Regions from separate parts of the Homo sapiens genome. Here region 1 is linked to region 2. A link is a loop called in an ENCODE intact Hi-C map of the cell type or tissue named here. Cell type or tissue: heart left ventricle. All regions are shown on one strand.

The links. Hi-C counts contacts between places; a loop is a spot of excess contacts. Peaks named below come from ENCODE experiments on the same cell type or tissue, not always from the same donor. Only the 100,000 strongest peaks of a DNase experiment are listed, where the experiment ranks them.
Region 1: it touches region 2 in a loop (4-fold over the local background); 2 of 110 quality-filtered maps call a loop at or near these places.

What each region holds. Positions count from the first base shown.
Region 1 is chr18:46,149,469-46,157,468 of GRCh38, reverse strand. No RefSeq gene overlaps it. Among named protein-coding and RNA genes, the nearest start is that of ARK2N, 21 kb to the left of the region's middle. RefSeq lists a silencer at 1,378-1,584. In heart left ventricle, no CTCF peak of the experiment used is centred here; DNase peaks (open chromatin) are centred at 4,472 and 4,808.
Region 2 is chr18:46,408,764-46,416,763 of GRCh38, reverse strand. All of the region lies in intron 1 of ARK2C (arkadia (RNF111) C-terminal like ring finger ubiquitin ligase 2C), which reads right to left. Among named protein-coding and RNA genes, the nearest start is that of ARK2C, 79 kb to the right of the region's middle. RefSeq lists enhancers at 1,202-2,150, 4,051-5,001. In heart left ventricle, no CTCF peak of the experiment used is centred here; DNase peaks (open chromatin) are centred at 4,383 and 4,803; H3K27ac peaks cover 4,128 bases.

The DNA of each region.
Region 1 (8,000 bases), 260 kb after region 2:
CATCCTATGGGGCAACCTTGACCCGAGGGGGCCAGAACTGGTGGATAAACATCCTCTATTATTTCCCTCAGACGAACAATTTTGAAGCTCGTTCTTTGGTTCTCTTTAGGGGCAAACAGGTGGACCACGCCCAGGCGGCCTCCCTGGAGATGAGCTTGATAAGGCAGCACACATTGGAATGGCTCTCCCTCCTTCCTTGGGTCACTCTCTCCAGTTCCTCACTCCTGTTCTGGGGTAATTCCCAAAATTAATGACCTGTGTGCAAGCTCTTGTCTGAGACTCTGCTTCTGTGGGAAACCCCAGCTGAGAGCTCTCCTTTCTCCCCAGGCCCCACTCTGTTTTTCCTTCTCTGTGCTGCTGTTTTTCTCCTCAAGTTCTGTTCTCCTCAGTCAGCCTTGGAGACACTGTGTTCCCAGGCAGGCTGCACATGACGAGGTGGGAGAGTACACCTCCACTTGGCTCACTGGAAACCAAGGGAACCAAGGTCAAGGAGGGCAGCAAGCACAAGAGAGGGACTACAGAGGGGAGGGGATGCTTCCAGCCCTGAGAAGTCTTCTTTGGAATAGAAGTGACTGGTCTAGCCTGAGAGAGAGTACGGCCTGATGTTCTTCCTGGATACCCTGCGCTCCTTGGATGTAGGCCTGGTGCTGGTTGGTGGCATGATCTGCAGGTCTCGGAGGATCCTTCCTGTCCTGCTCAGCTCACCTGGGCTTTCTCTGTGTGGGGCTTCTTCTCCAGCCTCCAAGTATACAACTTGACCTTGAGCAGCCCTCTGTTCTCCATCCTCACTGAAGACACAGCAGAAGGACTTTATTTACATTTAGTCTGTGGCAGGAAGGACCCATCCACTGAAGGGGTTCCCCCTCTGTGTCAGGCTTTGCTCAGGCTGTTGTAAGAACCTGTCACCATCTAGTCTCAGGAATGGTAAAACACTCCCCAGGCCAGGTGTGGTGGCTCATGCCTGTAATCCTAGCACTTTGGGAGGCCAAGGCCAGCCAGTTTACTTGAGGTCAGGAGTCCAAGACCAGCCTAGCCAATATGGTGAAATGCTTTTTCTACTAAAAATAAAAAAAAACAAAATTAGCAGGAAATCGCTTGAACCCAGGAAGCAGAGTTGCAGTGAGCCAAGATCGCACAACTGCACTGCAGCCTGGGCAACAGAGCAAGACTCTGTCTCAGAACAAAACAAAACAAAACACACTCCCCAAACGGTCACATTCCAAGCAACAGGTAAGGGAACAATAGAGTAAATTCTGGACTGATTCAAGCCTTGACAAAATTTCTAGGGTGGAAGAGTGAGAAGGAGAGCAACATTTCATGAAAAAACAAGGTCAGAATTTATTTGCAGTGAATAATACTCTAGCCCTCCAACTCAAGTATGCAAGAAACATCACTTTCTTCATTTCCTAGAAATCAATTTGATTTCTACTTTAAGGCCCCCACCTGGCAGGAGAATTCATACCAGTCATTGCTGAGGTTTCATTTGCCTTCCCCACCCAGGAAACCCCAGACACAATAGTTCTAAGAAGACATAGATGTGGCCAGAGGAACTTCCAGGTACAGCACTCAACCTAGTCTGCTCTATTGGGTAAGACGGGCATGAGGTCGCCTCCCATTAGGACTAGTGATAGCATAATAGAATAGAGTCCTAGAAACTGAGACAAGGAAGCTGCAAACTCAGCCTGAGCTCCTTGAGAAGGATTGACTCACTGAGGGGGAGAACTCTGAGCCATGACTCTAAGAATGACAAGAATTTTGCCTCATAGAGAAGAGGAAAAGCATTCTGGAAAGATGTCACAGTGGAATGAAAGGACTAGGTCATTTTGGGAATGAGTGCCCAGAGGCTGATACTCATTTGGATGTGGAGAAGGCAAGGGTAAGGGAGGAATTTAGAAAAAAGAAAAAAATCTCCTTTGAGACAAGCCTGGCCAACATGGTGAAACCCTGTCTCCACTAAAAATACAAAAATTAGCCGGGTGTGGTGGCACACTCCTGTAATCCCAGCACTTTGGGAGGCCAAGGCAGGTGGATCACTTGAGGTCAGGAGTTCGAGACCAACCTGGCCAACATTGCAAAACCCCATCCGTACTAAAAATACTAAAAATTAGCTGGGCATGGTGGCGGGCACCTGTAATCCCAGATACTCGGGAGGCTGAAGTGGGAGAATCGCTTGAATCTGGGAGGTGGAGGCTGCAGTGAGCCCAGATCATATAGCTGCACTCCAGTGTGGATGACGGAGTGAGACCCTGTCTCGAAAAAAGAAAAAAAGAACAAAATCCCAAGGAAGACTTATAACGTGGACTGTGATTTTTTTTTTTTCTCTTGCTAGGGTTGGGGCCTGTGTAATAAATAACCCTTTCTCTTTCTCTCCTCAAGTTTGGAAGCAACTAAAAAATAAGATGCAGGAAACAGGCGAACACTTAAATGTCAACTTTATGGCAGATCAAAGCTGGATTGGGGGACACGGTGCAAATGAGCAGCCTCCATGAACTTCCTATCCCATTCCTGTCACAGCAAATGTAGACAGACTATTCAACCAGTCACAGGAGCGCTGCCCTGTCTGAGCAGCCCAGAATCTACTCTCAGGCAAGTCCTAAAGAGAATACCTGGTGAGGCTTCCCACCTCAACTTCTCCCTTGAAATCTTCACACCAGAAGGTGATCTGGTTTCATGCTCTACCTCCCACCATGGTCTTGAAATATAAAGGAGGGCAGCTGACATGAGATCCATGGGGATTAATATTTCCTGGTGACATTTCAGGTAAAATATTGGGTGGAGAAAATATTACCGGATGGGAACCATTCTTCTTGCCGGGAGAGTCAGGCCAGAGAGACTCCAGGAATGTGGCTCCAATAGAGACCCCTCCACAGGGAAGCAAGAAGTAGGGGATGGAGTTTCCATTTCACAACCCATATCCACCCTGTGGGCACTCGCATTGTTATTGCTTTCTGAAATAAAGAACTACCTCACATCTGCGTAGAAATCAAACTTTTCAGAGTACTTTCACATCCATAAAACAAGAACATAGATACAAAGTAGAAGAGTTTTCTAAAATCATCTAAGCCTATTTCTCCTTTTACAGATGATAAAATTCAGGCTAAGAGCATTAAGAGACCAGGCAAGGTGGATCACCTGAGGTCAGGAACTCGAGACCAGCCTGGCCAACATGGTGATGGATGCCGGTAGTCCCAGCTACTTGGGAGGCTGAGGCAGGAGAATTGCTTGAAACTGGGAGGCAGAGGTTGCAGTAAGCCGAGATCGTGCCACTGCACTCCAGCCTGGGCAACAAGAGCGAAACTCAGTCTCAAAAAGACAGAGACCAGCCAAGGGCTACACAATTAGTGGTCACCTGTCTCTCAGCATGACCAAAAGTCACAAGTTCCTTTGGCTTTAGATCCCCAACACAAAACCTTCCTCCATCTTTGAATTCTCTTCTCTGCAGCAGCTATCCTGAAAATCAACACAACTGTTGGAAAAGAGGGAATGGAAGGAAAAGAGCTCCTGGGAGTGGCTAACTGCTCTGGGTGGACTCACGACGCTTAGCCTATAAAATCTATTTGTCTATATTTGCATTGCCGGTATTCAGCAGAGGGGCTGATAGAGTGCTACGTAAGGTCTCCATTCTGACGAACCGAATGAATGCTTGCATGAATAGATGAATGGCTGAAGAGCCAGAAAACCGGAGATAGGAAACATTTTTTCGGAAATGGGTGAAGAAGGATTCTTTAAACAGCAGAGCAGTAAACTTGGCATTGCTCAGAGGCCTGTGTTGGGCTTGTGCTCCGGCTGGCGCCTCTCCCCATTCTCCAAGCATCTTTAAAGGTCATCTTGGGTTTTTTCCTCTCCTCTCCTTCATCCCTGTATCAAATTTGTTTCCAAGTTCTCTCATATCTCCTTCTTTTCCATCTCTGTTGCTACATCCTGGCCTAGGTGCTTATCACTTTGTGCTGGCCTGGACTCATATGTTGGGGCAGGGCTGAGCACAGAGGCCTGGGAGGCAGTTAGGAGGCTATCTCCCTGCATCAGGCTGCAGCTGACACCTGCTTTTGTCTCCCCTCTCCCTCCACTGCCTGTGGCCTCCTCCTTATCGGCTACCCTCATGTGCACCTTCAGCCTCCTCCCAGCCAGCTCTCAGCTCTCACCAGGCCAGGCACTTCCCACACTTTCAGGCTCGCTCCACCCCCTCACCCGTGCCCTCCCCTCCCCCAGCCCCTTCCTCAGGTTTCAATTAACTAGCTGCCCATAGATTGCAGCAAATTTATTCTCCCTGAAATAGAAGTGACCCATAACAAGGCTTAATGAGATCATCCCCCAAGGAATTTAATAAGGGACAATCCCTTTAGCCAGTCAGATGAGCGTGTCAGCTGTGTGTGAGGGAGTATTGGGGGAGGGAAGGCAGACAGTGGGTGCCCCACCTCTGGGGTGTGTTGGTGGTCCGGGCCCCTGGGGCAGGCGGCAGCGGGTGTGGGAAGCAGAGAGACCTGGCAGACCGGCTGGGTGGGACAGCACAGAAGCACAAGCTCACCTACTTCAGAAGTGTGCCAAGAGCTAGCAGGAAACCTGATGCCCTCCCTGACTCAGCTTCCCAGGAGCTCCCCAGGGCAGTCCTAGAGGTCACAAGCCCAAGAGTTTTAGGTATCATGGGAGGAAGATTGCAGAGTGGACCCTTTGCCCCCCAGTAAATTAACAGAGGTGGGGATGGATGCCCAGCATGGTTGCACGTCCCTTACAGAGCAGGGGAAAGAGGACATTTGTTTTTCCTGCTCTTGAAAGCTGATCGCCTCTGCAGCCAGGCGTGGTGCCAGTTGTGGTCAGCGTCTAGCCTGCTGGCAGATGGGTCATCAAGGACTCAGGGTGAGTCCTCAGCTGTCTGCATTTTGCAGCAGCCACCTCAACGACACACCTCCTTGGCACCCACAGCCCCCCACATGAGAGCACTAGCCTGCTCACCCATTAGAGAACGATTCTTCCTTCTCACAACGGTGCAGCACTCAGCATCTGCCCATACAGAGTCTCCAAAAGCTAGAGCCTGAGAGGCTCCTAGGTGTGACCCGGTTCAACCATTTCCCTAATTTACAGATGCACAACTGGGACCCAGGGAGGTTAAGAGACTTCCCTAATGTACTGGCTTTCTGTGTTGCCCACAAATCATCTAAAAATGATTGTCATATAGCAGATTAAAATAGCACATACTTAGCGTCATTTCTATGGGTCAGGAACCTGAGCTCAGCTTAGCTGCCTCCTCTGCTCCATGGTTTCCCCAGGCTGAAATCAAGGTGTCAGCTGGGGCTGGAGTCTCATCAGAGGCTCAAGCAGGGAAAGACCTGCTTCCAGGCTCCCTCAGGCTGTTGGCAGAATCCATCTTCTTGCAGCTGTAGGACCGAAGTACCCATTTTCTTGCTGGTGGTCAGCCGAATGTTCTCGCAACTAAATGCTGCCCCCTCTTCCTTGCCAAGTGGCTCTTTCCATAGGTCTTCTCATAGCAGGTCAGTTTCTTCAAAGCCAATAACTGAGAGAGAGTCTCTAACCTCAGGGAGGGGCCAGTCCTTAAAAGCCTTTTAAGGCTTTTAACTGATTGAGTCAGGCTCACCCAGATGATCTCCCTTTTGATGAAATGAAATCAACAGATTTGAGACCCTAATTACATCTTCAAAATTTCTTTACCTTTGCCATATTCTGTTTGTGAGAATCAAGTCACACAAAATTTGAATGTGTCCCACCCACATTCCAAGGGAGGGGATTATATCCCAGCTACTTGGGAGACTGAGGCAGGAGGATTGCTTGAACCTGGGAGGTGGAGGTTGCAGTGAGCTGAGATTGCACCACTGCACTCCAGCCTGGGCGACAGAGCAAGACTCTGTCTTGAAAAATAAATAAATAGGCCAGGTGTGGTGGCTCACGCTTGTAATTCCAGCACTTTGGGAGGCCGAGGTGGGTGGATCACGAGGTCAGGAGTTCGAGACCAGCCTGGTCAACACAGTGAAACCCTGTCTCTACTAAAAATACAAAAATTAGCTGGGCGTGGTGGTGCACACCTGTAATCCCAGCTACTCGGGAGGCTGAGGCAGGAGAATTGCTTGAACTCGGGAGGTGGAGGTGGCAGTGAGCTGAAATCACACCACTGCACTCCAGCCTGGGCGACATGGCTAGGCTCCACCTCAAAAATAAATAAATAAATAAATAACATGAAAAGTAGCAGATGGGAAATTTTAGGGCCATTCTAGGGTCTGTCTACCACATCTAATGTCACACAGCTAGGTAACAGCAGAAACAACATCTAGAACCTAGGTTTCTTATAGAAACAGGTCCCTGGGGCCAGTTACATTTCAGAATTCAGAATGTTCCAGATTTCAGATAGGTAATCAGGTGCTTATACCATAAACATAATACCCCCAAGCAGCGCCTGGAGGAACACCCAGGAGTCACACGCCTTAGAGTTCTGCAGTAGACCAAAATGGGGGTTCAGGTGAGGTTCTGCTGCCAAATGAATTCAGGTCAGATCAGGTTTTGTCAAATGAATTATGAAAAACCTTTGGGTTTTAGAGCTTTGGGGGCTTTGGAAATTCCAGTAAGGGATTGTGAGCCCATAATTGACACTCATTGAGTTCTGACCATATGCCAGATTTGGGCTAAGGATGTGCATTCTCACAGCCCTGTGGGAGAAGCAGGTTTTTGAGATTTTTTATTTTATTTTATTTTTGAGATGGAGTCTTGCTCTGTAACCCAGGCTGGAGTGCAATGGCACAATCTTGGCTCACTGCAACCTCTGCCTCAAGGGTTCAAGCGATTCTCTTGCCTCAGCCTCCTGAGTAGCTGGGACTACAGGCTTGCACCACGCTCAGCTAATTTTTGTATTTTTAGTAGAGACGGGGTTTCACCATATTAGTCAGGCTGGTCTTGAACTCTTGACCTCGTGATCTGCCTGCCTTGGCCTCCCAAAGTGCTGGGATTACAGGTGTGAGCCACCGAGCCCGGCCATTTTTGCGATTTTTAAACCATTTTCCTTCCTATATATCCTTCCCTTCACTTATTCTCATTCAAGTCAGAATAAGGCTCTGCATTCATTGATGTGGAGGTGGGAGGAGGCTGGGTAGAGCCTGAAAATCTCTCTTGCTTAATTTTGACAAAGCTGCTCAAGCCTCAGACTGGGGAGGAAATGTAGGCCTTTGATAAAACACTTCTGATAAGCAAAATAAATACATAAATAAGTAAAAAACACAAAACAAACACAAACACCAAAGACTGGAAATAGATCCCACACACCAGGCTAGGTAGAGGAAGGAGAAGGGCTGGGGGCTTCTGGCAGCATTCCCAAGCCGGCAACACTCCCTGAAGGCTGCATGCTGTGTCTAAACAACTGGCATCCTGGGTGCCTCTCAGTGTGCTTCCCTGGGAATGGAGGGAAGGGGCATCCTGGCTAGACACTGCTTGGCTCAGGATTGTCTTTCATTTGCTTTCTCATTATGTTGTGTAAGTGAGTCTTCTCTTTGCACCAGAGCAAGTCTATTTCTCTCTAGCCCAAGTACAGAACTTGTTGTTGAATAGATATTGCTCAATAAATGCTCATTTAGGGCCGGGTGCTGTGAGAGGTCAAGGAGGGTGGATCGCTTGAGCCCAGGAATTTGAGACCAGCCTGGGGAACATGACGAAACCCCATTTCTGCAAAAAATACAAAAAGTAGCCGGGCATGGTGGCAATAACCTATAATCCCAGCTACTCAGGAGGCTGAGGTGGGAGGATCTCTTGAGCCTGGGCTGCAGTGAGCCATGATCACACACTCTAGCCTGGATAAAAGAGTGAGACCTTGTCTCATAAAATAAAAAACAAAATAAAATAAAATAAGCTCATTGAGGGACTCTCTTCAGTGAGTACTGTGGGTCCCTGGCCCCTCCCTCTAGGACTTCCTGTGTAGTTTACATGCTCTGAAATATTTGCTTTGGTTAGGAGACCCTCTGTTTGTGTGTTTTTTGTTTTGTTTTTGTTTGTTTGTTTTTTTGAGA
Region 2 (8,000 bases):
AATGACAGACCATGTGATATACAAATAAACTGTCCTAGACCCATCTGTCCCAGCTGACTGCAGCAATGTGAGTGAGCCCAAGAAGACCAAAAGGACTTCCCAGCTGAGCCCAACCCAAATTACCAACCCACTGACTTGTGAGCTGCATAAAAGGTTGTTGTTTTAAGGCCAAATTTTGGAGTGATTGTTATACAGAAAAAGCTAACTGATACAAATGGCGTTGTCGTTTATTGAGGTGGGGACTCAATTTTGAGTTGTGCTCTCAATGTTCTGAATGTGAATCTGAATGCTTAAAGAGAAAAGTCCCTGTATTGTCTCCATGCAACACCCAGAGCACCCTCAGGACAGGGCTGGATGCAATCTGGGTGCTTGGCGGATGCTTACGGATGGAGGGAGGGAAGGATGGATGATGACTTCTTCATTGGCTTCCTTATCATGAGCCAGGTTTCTGTGTCACCCTTCTCCTCACAAAGCCAGAAGAGCTTTAAATGCCTCCTCCCTCCATGCCCACTGCTGTCTCAAGAGTTTATAGTTGAGCTTTGACTTCCTAGAGCTTTCCTGCAGATCCGTGTGTTTCCTTGAGAATGCAAAGCACTGATTTTTAGCCTTGATTTTGACCTCCCACACCCAGCCTTTTCCCAGATGTGCTGGCAAATAGACAAATCAATTGTTTTGAGTTTTTCTTCCTCTCCACCCCCATGACATGTTAATTAGCCATGAAAATGCCAGCAGCAAAGTCAGGAAGGCTGAGGACAAACCCCAGCCCTGAGTGGCCAGCTGGTGCAGCACTGGGTGTCCAAATTGGTTTCCATTTTCAAGGCTTCAGGCACTGTTTTCTGCCTCCCTGCTTACCTCTCCTCCCACCTGGCACTCCAGGTCCCTCGTGAACTCTGCTTCAGTCCCTCTGTGATGATCCCAGTCATATCAGCATATCACTTTACCTGTCACAAAGCTTTTCCCAAATTCAGCCCTACAACCATCCAGTGCAATGAATTATGGGCATTATTCCCATTATTCCCATTTTAGAGATGAAGAAACTGAGGCTCAAGGGTTAGAAAGACTTGCTCAGCATCACTTGGCCCAGGTTGGGAATCTGGAGCCTGTTTGATTCCAAGCCCGTCTTTCACTCTCAGCACCACCAAAACACGTTCTCAATAAAGGGCCTAGTGCACCAGGGAGGGGGCTCCTTCAGCAACTTTTTTATTTTTATTTATTTTTTTATTTTTTTTATTTTTTTTGAGACAGATCCTTGTTCTGTCGCCCAGGCTGGAGTACAGTGGCACGATCTCGGCTCACTGCAAGCTCTACCTCCCAGGTCCACGCCATTCTTCTGCCTCAGCCTCCCGAGTAGCTGGGACTATAGGCGCCCACCACTGCCTATAAATATAAAAAATTTTTTGTATTTTTAGTAGAGATGGGGTTTCACCGTGTTAGCCAGGGTGGTCTCCATCTCCTGACCTCGTGATCCGCCCACCTCGGCCTCCCAAAGTGTTGGGATTACAGGTGTGAACCACTGTGCCTCGCCTTCCTTCAGCAACTTACTGGTAAGGTCACTGCCTTGGGGCTCACGTGGGTATTCACATTTCGATGAGTGTCAGTCAAACTCTGGCAGAGGTCATGTAGGCCTGGGGAGGGGACACTCTGGACTGACACAGGGACTCCACCAGGCCCTGAAACTGCAGCAGCGCACAGGCTGACTTGGCTTCTGCTCCCTCCCCTGCCCATTTCCTGGGCTTTGGCTCCAGATGTTATCTGAAGCCGATGGAGTGTCCATGAGCTGAGAATAAAGGCCCAGCAGGACTGCGGCTTAGCTCAGCCCCTACTCCCTCACACATCCTCCTGCAGCCCTGGGTGGAAGTGCACGCTCCCCATTCACAAGGCTGTGATGACACAAAATGAAAATGTTTCCTAGGGGTGAAATGGCTCCCAATGAATCTAACACGGCCACTCATATGGCCTTTCCCAGAGGCCTCTGCAACCTGCCCTCCGCACTGGGGCAAAGGAGGACCTGAGGACCAGGATTCCACGTGCTGTGTTTGCCCTTCTGGAGTCTCAAGGCTGTGTGTATGTGCATGTGTCTGTGAGCGTGCATCTGTGTATGTGTGTATTGTGTGGTACGTGGCATGATCATGAATGTATAAGCATGTGTGTGTGCATGGTGTAGGTATGGATATGGGCATGTGCGAGCATGTGTCTGTGGGATTTGTGTGAACGTGTTCATGTGCAGGTATATGTCTATTCATGGATATGTGCATGTACATGCATGTTGTGGCACCTGTGATGTGTGTGTGTGTACATGTATGTCTGCACGTGTGTGTGTGCACACACAGAGAGCAGCTGTGGTCTGAGTCTCCACAACCTGCCCCATGGCCTGCTGGGGTTAGTCAGGTCTGCCTGTAAGCAGCACCTACACAGAGCCCTGGTTTGGAAGGCTAATGATTTTTTATAAACATCTGCTGTTTACCAACACAGCATAGGGAGATTAAAGCAGTTTCCCTTAAGGAAGAAGACACATCTGCCCAGAGAGTCAGGCAGGTTGTGTTCAGGTCCCGTCTTAATCAGTCACTCACTATGTGGCCTTAGGCAAGCAGCCTGGCCTCTCTGAGCCTCAGCTTCCTGACCTGCAAAATGAGCATAACGATATTGCCATCTCTACCTCCAGAAGGCCGTGGATTCAGATGAGAACTGCTGGGGGATGGTGCCTTGAAAATTGTAGAGCACCCTACACAAATGAGGCCTGGTATTAAGGACATTATAGCAAACATTTCTAAGAGAGGAACCCGAGCATGCTGCATGACTTTGAATTAAATTATGTGGTTTAGATTACAGTGTATGTGCAGAAAAGTAAACATGCAGATGATTCCTGGAAGGATCCATGAGACATAACAACAAGGCTCCCCATGAGGAGAGAACCTGGGCAGCTGGGGCAGGGGGAGGAGTGTTTTTCTCTGTATGTACATCCTTTTGCACCATAGGAATTCTTACCACGTGCATATGTAATGTGCTTTTTAAAACACACAGAGCAGTTTTTAAGAGTAAAATGATTTTTAAATGTGAGTAGAGCAGAATGGAAAAAGCGCTGCTCTCCTGCCCTTTCTCATCTCCCACCCCTTTGCCCTGGGTTCCCAGGGCCTCAAATAACTGTCTCCCACTCCTCTTCCCAAATGTCAGCTCACCTTCTCTCCCCAGGTAAGAGATAAGTAAACTGAGACTCAAAGAAAGTAAACAACTTGCTATCCCGTAGTCCAGGTCGCAGGGCTAATAAGACAAGGCAGATGTGGTTTCCACAGAGCCTGCAGAGCTCTGTAGGACTCCAAACCCAGGGAGCGCTCACCTATCCCACTCAGAACTGACTATAAAGCTCAAGGAAAGCCCTACAAGGCTGTGGGTTTGGGCACGGTGGGACAGGCTAATGCAGATAGATTTGGGGATGGGAGCATCTTCCCAGGGTCCCTGGGACGTCACCACATGGTCCACTTCTGGATAGGGCTGGGCTTGAGCGACGCTGCTTTATAAAACTTGAGGATCAGTACCCTTGGAACGGGTCGGGGCAGGCTGCCTTATTCTAATTCCACTCGAGAGAGAAGAGGACCTGGCAGGGTTCCCAGCTTGCAATGTTTTAACCAAACAATTTTCAAAACCGAGTTCAAGATCTGTCACCCAAAGCAACAAACTTGAACAGAGTGCCACAGAGTTGAGCTCCCCCATCCCCCGGCTAAGGCGGGAAGACTCCTGGAACTCCTCCAGCTTCTCGGAGAGGGGGCTGTGTTGTTTGACGTGCAAGCATCCCTCATTCTTTGCATCCAAAGGCCTCAGGAATTCTGGGGGATTTTGAGGGTCCTAGTCAGGGAGAGAGGGAGGATCTGCTAGTGACCTTGACCAAAGGGCTCCCCTTTGGGCCTCGGTCCTTATCTATAACAAGATATGGTGGCCCCTGGCCCACAGGTGTGCCATCTGAAGCATGAAACGTGGTCACTCCGCGTTGGCTGTTAGCAGCATCTCCGTACCTGCCCGAGGCGGCCTTGTCATTTTCTAAGAGTTGGGAGGGGTGGGGGTAGTCAGGACCACCAGCAATTCCCTTCCGGCCTGACCACATCCTCTGGAGGGAGAGCATTTAACAGCCAGCTACTGGAGTAGGGAGGAGAGAGGAGGTGTGACAAGTGAGAAGAAACTGACCAACCAGGCAGCCTCATCAGCACATGACTGGACATCGGCCTCCCTGATCTCCTCCCACTACCCTGGGCTGCACTCAGTATGAGGCTCATCTCCTAGCAGGACATTTGGCAGGAGGGTGGCTGCTTTCTGCTCTGTTTTCAGAGCCTGACAGGCAGCTGTGAGCTGCTACCAAGGGTCAAGACAGCAGCAGACTGGCAGGGACATGTTTGCCTGCAGGCTTAGTGGTAACCCTCTGGGGCTGCCAGGCAACCAAGAAACCAAGGCTGTGGGTCTGCTTCTGGCCAACTGGGCAACCAGCCCAAACCAGCCCTTGACCCCATGGCCCCAGGAGTCCATCCTTCCCCAAACTGGGACATATGATCATGGCAGGATTTGTGGGCAGTTGCCCAATTTGAGATCTGATTTTGAAGAATGGGGTTGGAAGGACTTAAACCTTGAGGGGAGGGGGCTGTGCTTTGATTCCCAGGGCTGTGAGATGAGCCGTTGTCTCCCGCTGAGCTGAGATCTGCACTTGGGGAAGAGAGGGCATTTAAAAATAGCACCAACTGACTCGAATACCTCTGCTCCCTGCCTGCTGCAAGTCAGATCCAATTACTCTGCTGACAAGAGGCTTTTAGCCCAGGGAGCCTGGCATCATCGACCCCACTCCAGGGAGCTGGGCTCCATGGTGCCCCTGCCCTTCCTCCTCTCACTGGGCATCCACAGGTTCAGGAGAAAGGGACCAGGGAGGTGTAAAGATCACACATACACGGCTCAGCCCCAGGCTGTGATTCCTGCATGTCCAGCTACTTGACTGAATCTGGCTTGCTGGAGTCCCCCTTTTGTTCACATTGGGTGAGCAGCCCCAAGTATCTGACCCATATCTGAGATTCCTTCAGTAGGGCCTCACCCCTTTGGAACATGAAGACTTTTTCAAGGTCCCCAACTAAGATCCAAGTGCCCCTCCCTGGGATGGGCTCTCGTCACAGCTGGGGACAGGAAACTAGTACACATATAGAATATCAACTCCGTGAGGCAGAACCTCAGCTGTCCAGCTCACTGCTGGCACATAGTAGGAACTTACCAAATGTATGTTGAAATGAATCAATCGATAGCAAAGGGGACTTGGTGAGAAAATGCAAATGGCTCCATGCAAATCCTTGCTCAACTGCAAGAGTGAAAATTAATCAGCTGACTCAGAGCATACGTCCTATTCAGGATAGTCACATAGTGTCAGCTCATCTGCAAAGGCCAAGTACAGAGGCCTCTAGGAAATCTCTTTCCTTTCTCCAGCCAATGCCACCATAATTATCTTTCAGCAAACTCACCCAACCCAAAGCTACTTGCCAGTGACCCTATTAAACCAGCAAATGCCAAGAGCTAAGCTCTCTCCTGCAATGCCTCACACTGCCTTCCCCAAGGGGCTGTCGTTTCCTTTCTACCCTGGCTCTCTCCCTTCATTCAACTCTCAAAATTATCAGGTGCTAAGGGAATGCCAACAAAAAGAGCTGTCATTAAGGGGTGCCTGAATCCATCAGGCGTGTCTTACCTGCCTTGTCTATGACACCTGTCACTTTTCACTTTGGGAGGCTCATCTCAGCAACTTCCCCAGAGTGGAGACAGAGCCTTGGGCATCTGCCACCCATGCACAGCCAGCACCTGACACACACTGGTGCCCAGGAGATGTCTGATGAATAAATAATTGGGGGTGAGGCAGGGCCTCCCGTAAACATTACAAAGGCATGTGTAGAGTTTAAGGAGGACTTGCTGACCACTTTCATGAGCCTGGACAATTGAAGAAACGATGCTTAAAGTGAGTTTACCATGCAGCAGCCAAACCAATGAGAACAAGAGGAATGAGTGGCCCTCCTGGTCATGGGGTGTGTTTGCTTCCTTTGTGACAGATTTCCACTTGTTTGTTTGTCAGGGAGGCTCCCCTTCAGCCAGGCCCATGGACAATTATTGGTGATAGATTTGAGTGTTTCTGGGCATGGCTCCAGGTCATAACCAAGATCTAGGTCCTGCCAGCATCTTCCTGGGACGAAATTGACAGCAATTGTCAGAAGGCTTGTTCAGCTTGTTAAGGGTGAGCCTTCAGCTGAGGCTGTCAGTGCAACCCTGGATGGTGAGTTTGCCCCTCAGTCTCACAGCCTAACGGGTTCAGTCCTTCACACAGCTGGCTGGCTGCCTCCTCCTCCACCTTAACTGTGGGAAGCCAGGTGTGTGTACACAGAAGCTGGAATGATGATAGTTGCAGGCACAGCACCAGTAAGACATTGAGCACCTGGAACACATTCTCTGTCTCTAGCTTTCTCTCTCTCTTATTAGGGATAGCTGGAAAGCAGAAAAGCCAAGGTGAGAGGAAGCAGCAGAGCTGAGGTGCAAGAAGCCAAGCTTGGCTAAGCATTTGGGGCCTTAAGAAATGGGATCTGACCAGAGCAGGGCCCTGAGGTCATGTGACCTTAGAAGTGGAAGATGTATTGATCGCTTGATCACCAAGACCTCCCACCCACTACTCCTCACCACATAAGTAAAACAGCAGGGCCCACAGTTGGCAGTAAGATTATAATTTGGTGCAACCTCTAAGGAGAGTGATTTGGCAAGATCATGAAAATCACAAATGCTCAAATCCTGTCTACTGCAATTCCACTTGGCATCTTAAAGACAAAATGCATATAACTCCATGCAGATACACAAACAAAATGTGCTCTATGGCTGGTAAGTACAAAAGACTGGAAACAACGAAATGTCCATCAATAGGAGAACATGCATTATTGGGGAATATTGTGCAGTTATGAGAAAGAATGACAGTAATCTCCAGGATGCCTTGAAGCCAAGAAAGCAAGACGCCTGAAGGGCCCATCTATCCTGAATCCTCCCTTTTACAAAAGGGGAGCCTAAGACCCAGAGTGAGGACTGAGTGGCAGAAAGCCATGCCCCTGCTACTCAGAGGCAAGTTCAATACCAGGACTGAGACTGCCTGACCCCCAGACCAGAGGTCCCTCCTCTGCACCACAACTTCCACTCTGGTTAGATGTGGCCAGGAGCCCACAGCCTCTTAGCTTCCCCCAATCCTAATACTCAGCAGCTCAGAGTCAGACGTCTCTTCTACTGTCAAATCCAGATTCTCAGTGTCATTTCTTCACTTCATTTCCTCCTGCCCTGTCCTCGGCTAAACTAACGAAGAGTGCATCACCACCACCGTTTACCTGCAGATGGGCCAAACCTCAAAGGATCCCTTGAGCTCATTCCTTCCCTCTTTCTCAGAAGATCACGTCAATCTCACCGGACTTGTTTGTTCTAGATCATGATGGCTGCTCCCAGGACAGTGTCTGTCCTGGCAAAGGTATCTCATATTGCTGTTCCCCTTTTTTCTCCTTTGAAGTGGAAAATAAACTTGCAGACTATCCTTTCTTTTGAGGCATCAACATTCTTTTCCTGATCTTGAAGGCCTGCAGTTGTAATAATGGCTGACATTTCTATTGCACCCCCTGTATGCCAGGCACTGTTAGGTGCTCCACATATATTAACTCATTTAATCCTCAGAACTCCATGGTGTAGCTACCGTTATTATCTCCACTTAACCACTGAGTGACCAAGGCTCAGAGAGGTCAAGTAACTTTCCCAAGGACAAACTTTAAATAGAAGATGGTCCTGCGGGCAGCTAGGCAATGAACAGGGAACTGAGACTTGGAACAAAAGCCACAACTTGCAGAAAGTCCTGTGTGATGACTCAGAAAACAGATAACAGTACCACTGGGATGAAGGCTCATCACAGACTATCTAAGCTCAAAGTCTTTTGACACCAGCTCATTCACAACCATCTGTTCCAAGATAAGACCACA